Regions from separate parts of the Mus musculus genome. Here region 1 is linked to region 2. Evidence: chromatin contacts called from ENCODE Hi-C or POLR2A ChIA-PET data. All regions are on one chromosome and are shown on one strand. The core of a region is the stretch at or near the end of the contact, and the rest is flanking DNA. Distances in the headings are between cores, read along the strand shown.

Evidence for each region. A loop is a pair of places that touch in the nucleus more often than their neighbours do. ChIA-PET counts read pairs that join two places held with the same protein, here RNA polymerase II (POLR2A).
Region 1: a map of left cerebral cortex shows a loop between it and region 2 (4-fold over the local background). The contact joins two enhancer-like sites. A Hi-C loop is called at or near these places in 1 of 37 maps with a recorded cell type or tissue (left cerebral cortex). POLR2A ChIA-PET finds 5 or more read pairs at or near these places in 3 of 5 experiments (Patski and embryonic stem cell).

What each region holds. Positions count from the first base shown.
Region 1 is chr5:93,003,666-93,009,774 of GRCm38, reverse strand. Gm36764 (a long non-coding RNA gene) reads left to right here and starts at 708. Exons shown (of 3, transcript XR_880434.2): 1 at 708-1,532. It also overlaps the pseudogene Gm6450. Within about 2 kb of position 4,179, at least 1 of the 3 ENCODE cell types and tissues checked has a DNase peak (open chromatin) inside an H3K27ac peak, as active enhancers do.
Region 2 is chr5:92,957,849-92,963,594 of GRCm38, reverse strand. It overlaps Shroom3 (shroom family member 3), which reads right to left. Exons shown (of 11, transcript NM_015756.2): 10 at 1,232-1,504. Among named protein-coding and RNA genes, the nearest start is that of Gm36764, 48 kb to the left of the region's middle. Within about 2 kb of position 4,199, at least 1 of the 3 ENCODE cell types and tissues checked has a DNase peak (open chromatin) inside an H3K27ac peak, as active enhancers do.

The DNA of each region.
Region 1 (6,109 bases), core at 2,930-5,429, 46 kb before region 2:
TAAAAATAAATTATAAAGCTGGGTGTGGTGGCACTCGCCTTTAATCCCAGCACTTGGGAGGCAGAGGCAGGCAGATTTCTGAGTTCCAGGCCAGCCTGGTCCAGGACAGCCAGTGCTATACAGAGAAACCCTGTCTCGAAAAAAACAAACAAAACAAAACAATAAATAAATAAATAATAAGTCAGGCAGTGCTGGTGCACACCTTTAATCCCAATACTCGGGAGGTAGAGACAGGTGGATCTCTGAATTCAAAGTCAGCCTGGTCTATATAGTGAGTTCCAGACAGCCAAGGCTACACTAAGAAACAAAACAAAACCAAAATAAATAAATAATAATAAATAAAAGGCATTGAGGCATAAAGGGCTCACAGTATTAGCATTAGCTGGGATCTGACCTATCTAATTTTATCATATGCTGCAAGGAGAAAAGCTCAAACTAGTCCAAACTACTATAAAATCAGAGAAGAAAATGATTTGTTTACAATGAGAATGAACTTTCACACCACTTTAAGATTAATGGGATAAACGTATTTCTCCTTAGATACAACTTTAAGGGGAAATTATCATTTGGATTTCCTGAACATTGATTTAGCAAAAAGAACAGCTACGGCTGGCTGAATGGCAGCAATAGAGACGTGCTGGAAATAGATAACTCAGAACCAGGGAACTTATTCCTACCTGAGCTCAGGTGGACGGCACCGAATTCTGACCTTTTGAGCTTCATGCTTTGGTGACCTTTCTGTCCACCTGTCAGGACCATCATTCAGGGACACTGTACAATTTGCGACATTTTTATTAAGATTCTGTGATGTTCTTTAAAATAGTCTTAAAAATAGTCCCTTGTCTACCATTCAAGTTTGTAGCACTGTCTAATTCTTTTATGGCACACTGAAATGAGATGGCCCATCCCACTCACAGTTACTGAATAGTCGGGGGTTCACGAGGCAGTGTTCTTTTGACTATATGGGATGGGCAACGTGACTCAGAATGGGTGACATTTCTGGATCTAAAGGCTCCGTGTCACTGATTCCATGGGCGTGCTGCCCTTTGTTCTCAGTTGTCTGCTGTCCTGTGGTGGCTGCTGCTGGCTCTGGGTGTCCAGCCTCCCAATTCCAAGTCCAGCTAAAAGAGTTCTTTTTATCAGTACTACAGGAAAATCTTCCATGGTGAAGGATGGTTGGCATAGCTTGGCTTATGCCCTTCTTGGATGATTCGTGATGCCGAGGGAGACGGAGCGCATGCTTTGTTTAGACCTTGAAGATACTGCTGTTTCTGAGATCTGGCTTTTGCGTTTGGATGGAGAGTGACCGGAAACTGTGCAAAGTCCATGTACATAAAACCTCTGGAAATTACTGGACAGGCGACTTTCGTTTCCTCATCTCCGTGTCTTTGGGGGAATGTAGTGGTCAAGGTCCATTTATAAGACATATGGCCAAAGCTGATGGCATGGATGCTATGATGTGTAACTACTGCCCTCCAGGACCTCATTCTAAGAGAACACACATGTATTCAGATAACCTTAGCATGGAGTATGTAAGTATAATGGAATAATGTAGAGATGGGACTTATCTTCATTCAGTTCAGGGGACAGAGGACCCTGTTTTCTGAAAACAGAGGGAAGGCTTTGGGCTGTACACAGCCTTGAAGGGCAGGCAGGGTTTTGGTGGGTGTGGATATAGGATGGGGCAGCAGTTCCAGCCAATACTCGGGAATTTTTAAAAAGAGAAGGGAGCTGGTGGTAGTGGCACTTACCTATAACTCTGGGCACTCAGGAGGCCAAGTCGGGAGGATAAAAAGCTTGAGACCACACTGGAATATTTAGTGTGATGAGAAAAAGATTGTCTTGGCTTGTGTGGGAAGGAGGGGACAGTATAGCCATGTCAGTTTGAACAATGGCCATGTGGTAGCTTTGGGCAGCATAGAGGTGTGTTTGTGCTTATGTGTGTGCCTATGTGTGTATATGTGTGTGTGTCTGTGTATCTGTATATATGTGTGTGCTTATGTGTGTGTTTATGTCTATATGTATATGTATGTATGTGTGTATATATGTGTATGTGTGTGTTTTTTTAAAGATTTAATTATTTGTTATATATATATGTATATGTATATATACATATATATATATATATATGATGAGTACACTGTAGCTGTCTTCAGACACACCAGAAGAAGGCATCAGATCTCATTACGGATGGTTGTGAGCCACCATGTGGTTGCTGGGAATTGAATTCAGGACTTCTGGAAGAACAGTCAATGCTCTTAACCGCTGAGCCATCTCTCCAGCCCATGTGTGTTTGTTTGTGTGTATGTGTGTGTGAGGGCCCTCTGTGGTAGGGAGGCTGGCTGAGTTTCTAGAGCTCTGCCAATCTCTCAGAGTTTTTACTCAGCCCTTGAAGAGTAGCCCAGAATGCCTTCCAACATCTGGGTTTCTGAAGTGGTCCTGCAGAATTGGGATCCTTGAAAAGTGAACTACTGTGCTTTCTATCTTGGGCTAAGTCAGGCCCATGGTCAGCTCCATTTTCGTTTTCAGATTACTTAAAAACCCCAGATCTCCTCCAGACTAAGACTCTTTGCACTGTAGTGCCTTACCCTTGTGACCTGGGATGGAATAAGAGCCCAGAGGTCCATGCCCGTAGGTTGAGAAGAACAGAGCTGAGTGTACAGAAGAAAGCAGGAGTCTCCAATCCCCACCATCATTTCTGGATGGCTCTTTATGAAGAGATAGGTAGAAACCAAAAGGAGAGGATTTCTAGCTTTGTTTGGAAGAAGCCAGACTGCATGACACGGCAGCAAATCATCTCCCACTAACAGGCACAGTGAGAGACTGGGGGCCCGCCAAGTCTTCGTAGCACTGAGTGGGCTCACATTCCAGGTGAAGAAACACTTCAGTTTGATGGTTTTTTCCCACCAAGACATGGCTGTCCTGGAACTTACTCTGTTAGATCAGGCTGGCTTCAAACTTACAGAGATTTGCTTGCCTCTGCATCCCAAAGACTGGAATTAAAAGTGTGTGCAACCACCACCTGGCTGGTTTTAACTACAATGTTCAGGGCTTATTTATTTATTTACTCCTTGGCAACAGGGTCTGTGTTGTGTGGCACAGCCACTATTACTGAAAATGAGTATTCAGGCCTGGGCATGAGTGTTTATGTTCTCTGTACATTTAGGGAAGGAGTCGGAACTTTTAGAGGTGACGACAGTGGATGTTGCTGCTCCTTTTAATCAAAATAAGTAAATGATCAACTCCATTTAAAACTTCTGCAGCTCTATGGGAAATTGAAAAGGCAGAGCAGTCTGGTGGGGGAGGGGAGGAGAGCGAACAGGGACATGGGGTGGGTGGGGGTAGCAGCATCAGCATCATTTTCTTCTCAGTTTATCAGTATAGATGATAAACTCTTGCCTGAAGACAGACTAGGCTGAAGCATCTCGTTGGGGTGCACTCTGCAGCCCTCCCATAGCTCCCGGCCTGCCCCCTCCTTAACTGAGCTACAAGGAATCCTCCTCCTACAATAAGAATCCATGACGAGTCTGCACTTATCTAGAGCCCAGGTCCCCATGACTGGACTGCCTGGGCGTTGCCTAGGAGATAGGTTTGTGAAATCAGAGCTGACCTACTTTGTTGTCCCCGCCATTTTTTCACGGTCCAGCCTCGGGCTGCTTGCTTCAGGACTGGCAGACTCAATCTCTAGCTAACAAGCCTTAGGATTTTATTTAATTAATCACGTGGTCTAGACTAGCTTTCACCAGCTCTTTCTGCAGCCCAGGCGGGCTTTGAACCCGACCCTCCTGCCTCAGCCTCCCGCGTTCAGGGATCACAGGAGTGCACTAGGACAAGCTATGAATTTACAGGAGTCTGTGCTGCTGTTTGATTGGCGGGCTCCTCACCTGGGACATTAATCTTCCCTGACACATTTCCACCCCTTCCCGGGCAGGCAGTTTTCCTTCCTTGTGGCGTTTTGCTGGGTTTTCAATCCCCAGTCGGTCAGCAGAGTGTCTTACTCTTCCAGGGTGGCTTGGTGCAGAGCTCTTTCTGTTTCCTGGCTCTGCAGATGCGGCTTCTGGAATTTCTTGGCTTCCTGTCGCGCCAGCTCTTCCCTGCCTCTGGTTGAACACACTATTTCCGGGGGCAGTGCCCTGTGCTTTTGTAACCTTTTGGGTCGTCTGGCTTCAAGTTCCACAGGGGATCTTGCAGGTCGGCAGCGGAGCCCTGAAGCTAGAAAGTGCCTTAGTCATGTTTCCATTGTGGACTGCAGGGGACAAAGTTTTTAAAAATGGGCATTTGGAGGAACTTGCAAGGTTTCTCATGGCGTGTTCAAAGAACTACATTCCAGTATCCCACCTCCGGGTGCCAGCCCGCCTTTTAACGCTTTTCTCCTACCTAGCTGCTTTCTTTAGCTTTCTCTGTGCTTCACTCCGCCCGCCACCTCCTGGCCTTTGCATAAGCCGCTGCCTCCACAGACAGCCTCGCCCGTATCCTCCCCCACCCCCCCTCCGCCCTCTCCCCTCCTCGCCCCTCCCCCGTGTATGGCTGACACTGTTTCAGCCTATATCCATAGCACTCATGTGTACTCCAAAAGCATTCTAGATCCTTCTTTAACAGACTCAATCTCTCTTTTAAACCCCGACCCTGCCGTTTTTCTATTCTTATATTTTCTTCATTCTAAGAGCCATCATTTTTTTTTTTTGGTTACAATTATATCGAGAAATAGACCCCCCCATTTTAAGTGAACCATTTTGAGGCTTTTAATATTACCACAGAGTTGTAAAATCATCCCCACAATCAATTCTAGAATATTTGTATTGCCCTTCAAGGCAGCCTGGTACTGGTTAGCTCCTATACACTGATCTCCGATCTTCCCAGACGAATATCCATTAAACAAACTACTCTCTGTAGATGCATGCATTTAGAATTCTTCATGTAAGTGGAATCTTGGGGGGCTGGAGAAATGTCTTAGTGCTTAAGAGCACCAGCTGCTCTTCCAGAGGTCCTGAGTTCAATTCTCTGCAACCACCCTGAGCCACCCTTAATGAGATCTGACGCCCTCTTCTGGTGTGTCTGAAGACAGCTACAGTGTAATTACGTATAATAATAAATAAATCTGTGGGCTGGAGCAAGCAGGGACTGAGAGAGTTTGGCAGGAGCGAGCAGAGGTCCTAAATACAATTCCCAACAACCACATGGTGGCTCACAACCATCTGTAATGGGATCTGGTTCCCTCCTCTGATGTGCGTGAAAATGGAACAGTTGTATAATAAAATAAATAAGTAGATTTTTTTTCAATATATAAGTCTTTTATTCTCCCAAAAGAACCCAAATTGTTCTTGTGATCAGGATCTTGTTTCTGGAGCCAGGAACTGAGGCCTCCTCACTCGTCAGCCTGCTGCACAGTTCCCTTCTCAGACACATAGATGCCGTCCAAAAACTTCCTGATATCCTTGTTTTTAACTGTTGTGGCTTGCTGAATCAGGGCAGCTGAATTTGAAGCAAGTTCAATATCATTTCCTTCAAGGATTAACTCATCCTTCTGGGCTTGAGAGACAGAACAAGCAACACCTGTCCTCATCCAAACCCTGTGGATGTAGTTTTTCACCCAAGAAATTTCGGATTTCAACCAAAGAGCCATTCTCCTGGATGACGACGTTGATGGGGAAGTGAGCATACACAAACCACATTTTGTATCGGAAGCCCAGTGTGACACCTTTGATCATGTTCTGAACATGACTGCAGATGTTCCTGACGGTGGCCAGTTCCTTTCTGTTACCCCACCATTTGTCAACCCAGAGCCTTTTCTTTTTCTTCCCAAGAAGACTCAGCTCCACGTTGATGTGATTGAAGTCCCTCCGCAGAGTCCCCCTGGGGCCCTTCACAATGACTGTGCGCCCCTTCAGAGTGATTTCGACATTCTCTGGAATGTCCACAGTCTGATTGCTGCGAATGGTCTTCATCCTCACAGTAGATGGGGCAAAAAGAGCAAGTAGATCTTTTTTAAAAAATGATAAAATAAGTGGAATCATGTATGTATGACAAGTAGAGGCTGTGTTCTTTCACTTAGCACAAATGTTTTCAAGGTATCGTATACTTGTGTTGTAACATGTAGTTAGCAGGAGTC
Region 2 (5,746 bases), core at 2,950-5,449:
CGTACTTCAGAGTTTCCCACACCAGCCCAGTAGTAAGCTGCCGCCTCTTCGGGGCCCATCGACTTCCTGGAAATACTTCATGTGTCCTGCATCTGATATGCCGACACAGTGTAAACGCCACAGTAAGTACTTTAAAAGAGTTTTGAATTGAATAGTTTTCAGACCTTTCAGGACAACATGAGTGAGACAATGTAAGATGGAATCCAATCGTGAAGTGCAGTGACTTACACATCCCTCAGTACAAATTACCTGACCTAGGACTGCTAAAGGGTCACGTGACTCTGCCTCAAATCCCCTATCTGACAAGTCAGGTGGCGGCTCACTATGTAGCCCTGGCTGGCTTGGAAAGCCATGTAGACAAGGCTGGACTTGAACTCAGCAATCTGCCTTCCTCAGCCTCTCCAAGGGATTCAAGGTGTGTGCCGCCGCCAGCACCACCGCCAGCACCACGCCCAGCTAGCTCATAGGATTTCTATAATAATCCTAGAAAACAGTACAAAGTTAGTGGGTGAATTTTATCAATATCCCCACTCTGACAGTTCTTTCCCTAATCACTCTGAGGCTTGAATTAAACATGCTGTGTCTGATTCACCATGAAGAGAAGTCTGAGGCACAGCCTGAGCTCCTAGCACTGTCGCCATCAAAGCTTCGCACACTCCTCACTGCGGCTCAGATCAAACACTGCAGCTCTGAAGCCTATGGACCTCCCTTCCTTCCCCTCCCCTCCCCTCCCCTCCCCTCCCCTCCCCTCCCCTCCCCCTGTCATCATGGCACGTGGAGACGCTGAGTTTGGTACTGACTGGGTCAGCTGTCCTCTTTCTACTGAGATTTTTGTTTTTAGAGAGGTCAAGCACTAATGCAGCATGGTAGGGATTCAGGACACTGCACATGAAGCGCAAAGCCAAGTGTCTGTCACAACAGCACTGTCCCTCCAGTGGAGGACAGCACAGTCGTGCCCACGTACCTGCCCACGGCTGGGCCCATCGTGCAGATTCCCTGAAGCTCACTTCTGCCCTCTTATCCCAGTGGTTCTGTGGTCCTCCTCTCCTTTAAGCGTCTAATGTGTTTTTATCTCTGCGAGGAAGGAGAGGCCCTAGGCCCTGTGCATCTGCCCAGAGTATCCACACTGAATCCTGCCTAGCAGGTGCTCTCTCAACCCACAGCGATGGTCATCCCGGAGAAGTGTCTCTATGGACAGAGGGCTCAGACGGTAACCTGCTAGGCCACATACCCTTTCCTCTTTGCTGGCGTCTTCACCAAGGCCTCTGAGGACGTTCTCCACGCGGGCCAGGCGTCCAGACAGGGACAGCAGCAGGTTGACCACCTTGTCCAGGTCCCCTATGAACATCTTGTACTTGTCAAACTCGTTGGGTTTGCAGAGCTCACTGATCAGAGCCTCCACCTCCTCTCCCAGGGCATTGTTCAGCTTGATGTCCGTGAGCAGGCTCCCCTTGGCTTCCTGGAGGCTCTCCAGCTTGTGGGTAAGGCTTCCGATAAGCTCAGCCTAGAATGGTGAGAGACACAGAGCCAAGCTGAGCCAGGGCTGCTGCTGGAATGTGGATGGGCACTCCCGGCCCCGCCCTTGCCGTCAAGGTTCAGCTAAAAGCTCTTCAGCTCTGTGGGGACTGATGACTCAAATCAGAACTTTTTTTTTCTTTTTCCTTTGCCTTTCCCTGAATGTCTACAACTGCCATTCTTTGAGCCTATTCAGAGTTCCCCAGCCCACACCTGATTATACACGCACTAGTCATATTCCTCACTGTGTAATGCTGCATACAGTTCTGCCTTTCCAACTGGTTTGTTAACTTCTCATTCAATGTCCTTTCTTTCTTACTAGGCACAATACCACGAGCAAGAAAGGAGGGGCGGGGTGAACATCCTCGGCTACAAACGAGCAGCCACGGAACCGGAGTGAAGGGCCTCCAGCACCCACGGTCTGAGAGCTGAGCTGGATAGCTGGCCTTGGGCAGTTACTATGAGCTACAGGTTCTGCCTCATCTAGTCCTCCGCATACAGCGGGGAGGGTGAGACTTGGGGATGCGCCCACCTCAGGCCCATGCATCACCAGATGGGCTCTCACATGACCATTACACACACTGATGGTGACACTGTATCAGAAAGCCACTCAGCTTTGCCTTTTAACTAAATCTGGACCTGCTTGCCACAACTATGTAACGTAAGCCTCTAACTACTAATTTCTGAAGAGAAGCTCTGGCTTAAACAGTGACATCCTGTTGTCAGTTCAACTTTCCAGATCTCCGTGGCTACAGGCAGCTTAACTGACACAAACCTCACTTCTAAGGGAAAAGCTGTAAGGTGTCTAAGCATTTCCTCAACAGAAGACTCGGCCCACGGTAACATGAGTGGGAGGGAAAAAGTAATTAGGGTTAATTATGCTATTACCCTCCCCCCCAAAAGCATCCTCCGCTGGCAGCCATCACTGTGGGACAGCGCAGCAGACTTCAGTAACAAGCTGCCCACTAGCACAGAGCTTGGATAAGTTTGTGCCTATGAAGAGACAAGCTGAAGGCAACACGGGTGGGAAACAGCAGACACTGCCAGGTCAGGTCAGGTCGCCCAGTCAGCCCTGGTCTTTTTTAACCTTGCAGGTACAGCTGCCAGGCTGGGCACTCAAAGTATTAGCAGAGAGTACTCTTCTCAGCCAGGCATGTTGGTGAGCTCCTGCAGTCCTGGCACTTAAGGATGGCTGTGAGTTCAAGGCCAAGGCCTGGAACACAGTGAGTTCCAGGGGAGCTGTGGCTATACAGCAAGACCTTGCTCAGGTCTGACCCAGGGTGGGCAACCTGGCCCAGTAGGTGGGGGTGCTTGTATAAGCCTTACTAATACCCAGGTCCCCCGTTCTTCTGCTAGTCTGCTGGAGTCAGCTTGCTGGCTCTCAGGCCCTAAGCAGTGCGCATGCTGGGAGGTAGGCAGCTTGGTGCATGGGACTCATATGGCACTCTGAGGCCAGAGTCCACGTCCAGTCAGCTGGGTCTTTCTATCCAGACCCAGCTCTGGTGTTTGACGGCGTGGACACTGGGCAGAGCCACACAAACACAGCACAGAAGCCTGGGCACATTCTGTACATTACAGTAAGGCAGTGCAGAGACTGGGCAGGCACCCAGTCGGCCCTGCCTCACCGTTAGGTATGTGGATGCAATGCCTGCCAGCTTTTGATCACCAGGTCTTTAACTATGGAGACCTGGGCTGAGACTATAGTGAAGAGGTTCTGAGCAACCGCAGGCATCAGGGGGAAGCCAGCAGTGCTGCCAACATTTCTGTGCCAGGATGATCCTTTTTAAAAAATAACAAAATCCAACTTTAACAGAACTCATTTAGGGCAGGAGAAGGGAATAATATTTAAATTTTCTTTATCATTTATACATGTAACGGCTTGTATGTATGTACACCACGTGTGTGTATATAGATGCCTTTGAAACCAGAAGAGAGAGTCTGATTCCCCAAGAGCTGGAGTTACAGGAGCTGTGAGCCACTCAGTATGGTTGCAGGGAATCCTCTGCAGGAGCAGCAAGTGCTCTTAACGGCAGCCATCTCCTCGGCCCATGAAAGAGAGAATTTTAATACTATACTAGTCTCTCCCGGGAGCTACGGAACTTGTAGGCCACTGACATTCACCCACTTAGCTTCACATCTGACAAACTGCTAACCCAGGCTGTGTGAGATGCTATTTATGTGCGTTCTTTTTCTAAACATAGTTCAACACACCATCTGCACAGGAAACATCCTGCCGGGTCTTCTCCCTCAGCAGCAGAGGAGCACAGACTCCGAGTCGGAGACCAGCTCTGACTTGATCACTGCCAGGAGGCCACTTCACCTGTGCCATCAGCAAGAGGACAGCTCCACCTGCCTCGATGAGATCATGTCTTATTGATCCCATGCTCTGTGGCAGGCAGAAGCAGCGTCTCACTACTCAATCACGGCTCCGACAGCCCGACAACACAGGTATCGTCCCAGCCTCACTGAGAAGCACAGTGAGGGTATGGGACATGCCCCAGACCATACAGTAAGTGACAGAGCCAGGCTTAAACCCAGGTTGTCTGGCTCCAGGGTGCTGGTTTCAATTAGTACTTTAAAATAGCTCTCAGGAATGTTATGAGGCTCAAATGCACGCACACTGGAAGACAACCATACGGACAGGCCTTGTTTTCTGTGCTATCACAAGGTCAGGCCAGCGTCTGAGAGTCCAGCACTTGTTGCAGTAGGTGCCTGGGTGGCAACCCTAGCTTCCCCGAGTGGCAGCTCTGAGGCTTGTGCCGCAGCATCCCCAAAACACTGGTACAAAAACACTTAGCTTTTGTTGGCTGTTTTTATCCTAAGAAAAATGTAGCCCTTCTGGCTGGGGCAGAGTGGAGTTCAGGCTTCTGCCTAGACCTGGCAAACCATGTCTACCTGACAGGCTTGTTTCTTCTGTTGTAAATGCAAGATCCAGGACCCTGCATGTTAACTGCTGTCTTTGGCTGAGCTCTAGAAAGTCAAGGCAGTTTCAGATGGTAACGAGGCCAGACCTCCATCCCACATTGTGTAACCTGATAGAAGCAGAGGTGACTGGGCCTGATGGTGATGTCCAACACCTCCAGCACGAGCTATCTCGGCTAAGAATCCTGCCCCACTTCTCCACCAGGAGACTTGTAACTAGAATGTCAGTGTAATTATCTGAGATGGTCCCTTGGTGCCAGTTAAGGTCCGGTAAAATGCAAGGTCAACCATCTTCCCAGACATTGTGCACAGCAACTTGGAGCTGGGACCCTTCCTGACCACCCTTCTTCTTCCACCCTCCACAACTAAGCCACCACCAGCTCCTGCCTGTTCTTAAACAACAACAACTACTCTTTCAAAAAGCTCTTAAACTGCTCATAGGATGGATGTTGATCATACTTGTGCATCATACTTTCAGTGACTGCACTTTCCTCCCATCCTGCCCAACTCCAGACATAGCTGCCAGGGGGACTCTTCTGAAATGCCAATCTGTTTACCTTCTGTCAAGCTCCAGTGGGAGACCTCCATCGTGGTGTGGGCCACGATGTCATAACTGCCACAGCTTCCCTCTTTTGCATGTTACCATTAAATCCTGGGGTCCTGGGGGGTGGGGATTCCGAGACCAAGAAGAGTGCACACTGACAACCCGAAGGGGTGAGTTTCAGGCTTTTCATACCTTGCCGACCTCAGGGCAACGTGAGAAAGCCTCGTCTGCAGAGCTGAGGTGGCTTGGGTGGCTGGTGCGGCCTGTGCTTTCTCTCTCTCTCCTCTCCCAGCTCTGCCTCCACTCACGGACACCACCCCACAGTGGTGGTGCAGGTACCCCAGAAACCTTCCTGGGAGCTGGAGTAAGGAGCCCTGGGCCTAGAGTGTGAGGGAATCCCCACTCCATTCCCCTCCTCCTCACAGCTCCTGCATAGCTGCACAGGTTGCCTGTCCAGCTACAGGACTGATACTAGGAATCTCTGGGAGCCAAAGGCTGTGTGGAAAACCCCAGGAGAGGACGGAGCTAGGCCAGAAGATGCTTGGAACTTGGCATGAACGCTCAGGGTGAGGGGCACGTGCGGGGCTGGGGGAAGCTCACGTTTAAGTGGCACACGTAGGGAGAGACGAAGAGTACACCAAAGGCTCTGAGAACTTGGGTGTGTCAGAAACGTTGCTCAAGTCCCAAACTAAAGCCAGAGGGGCTCAGTGAGTACAGAGCTCTGTAACCTCACAGAGGCTCCCAAACCGAAATGGGTGCTGGAAC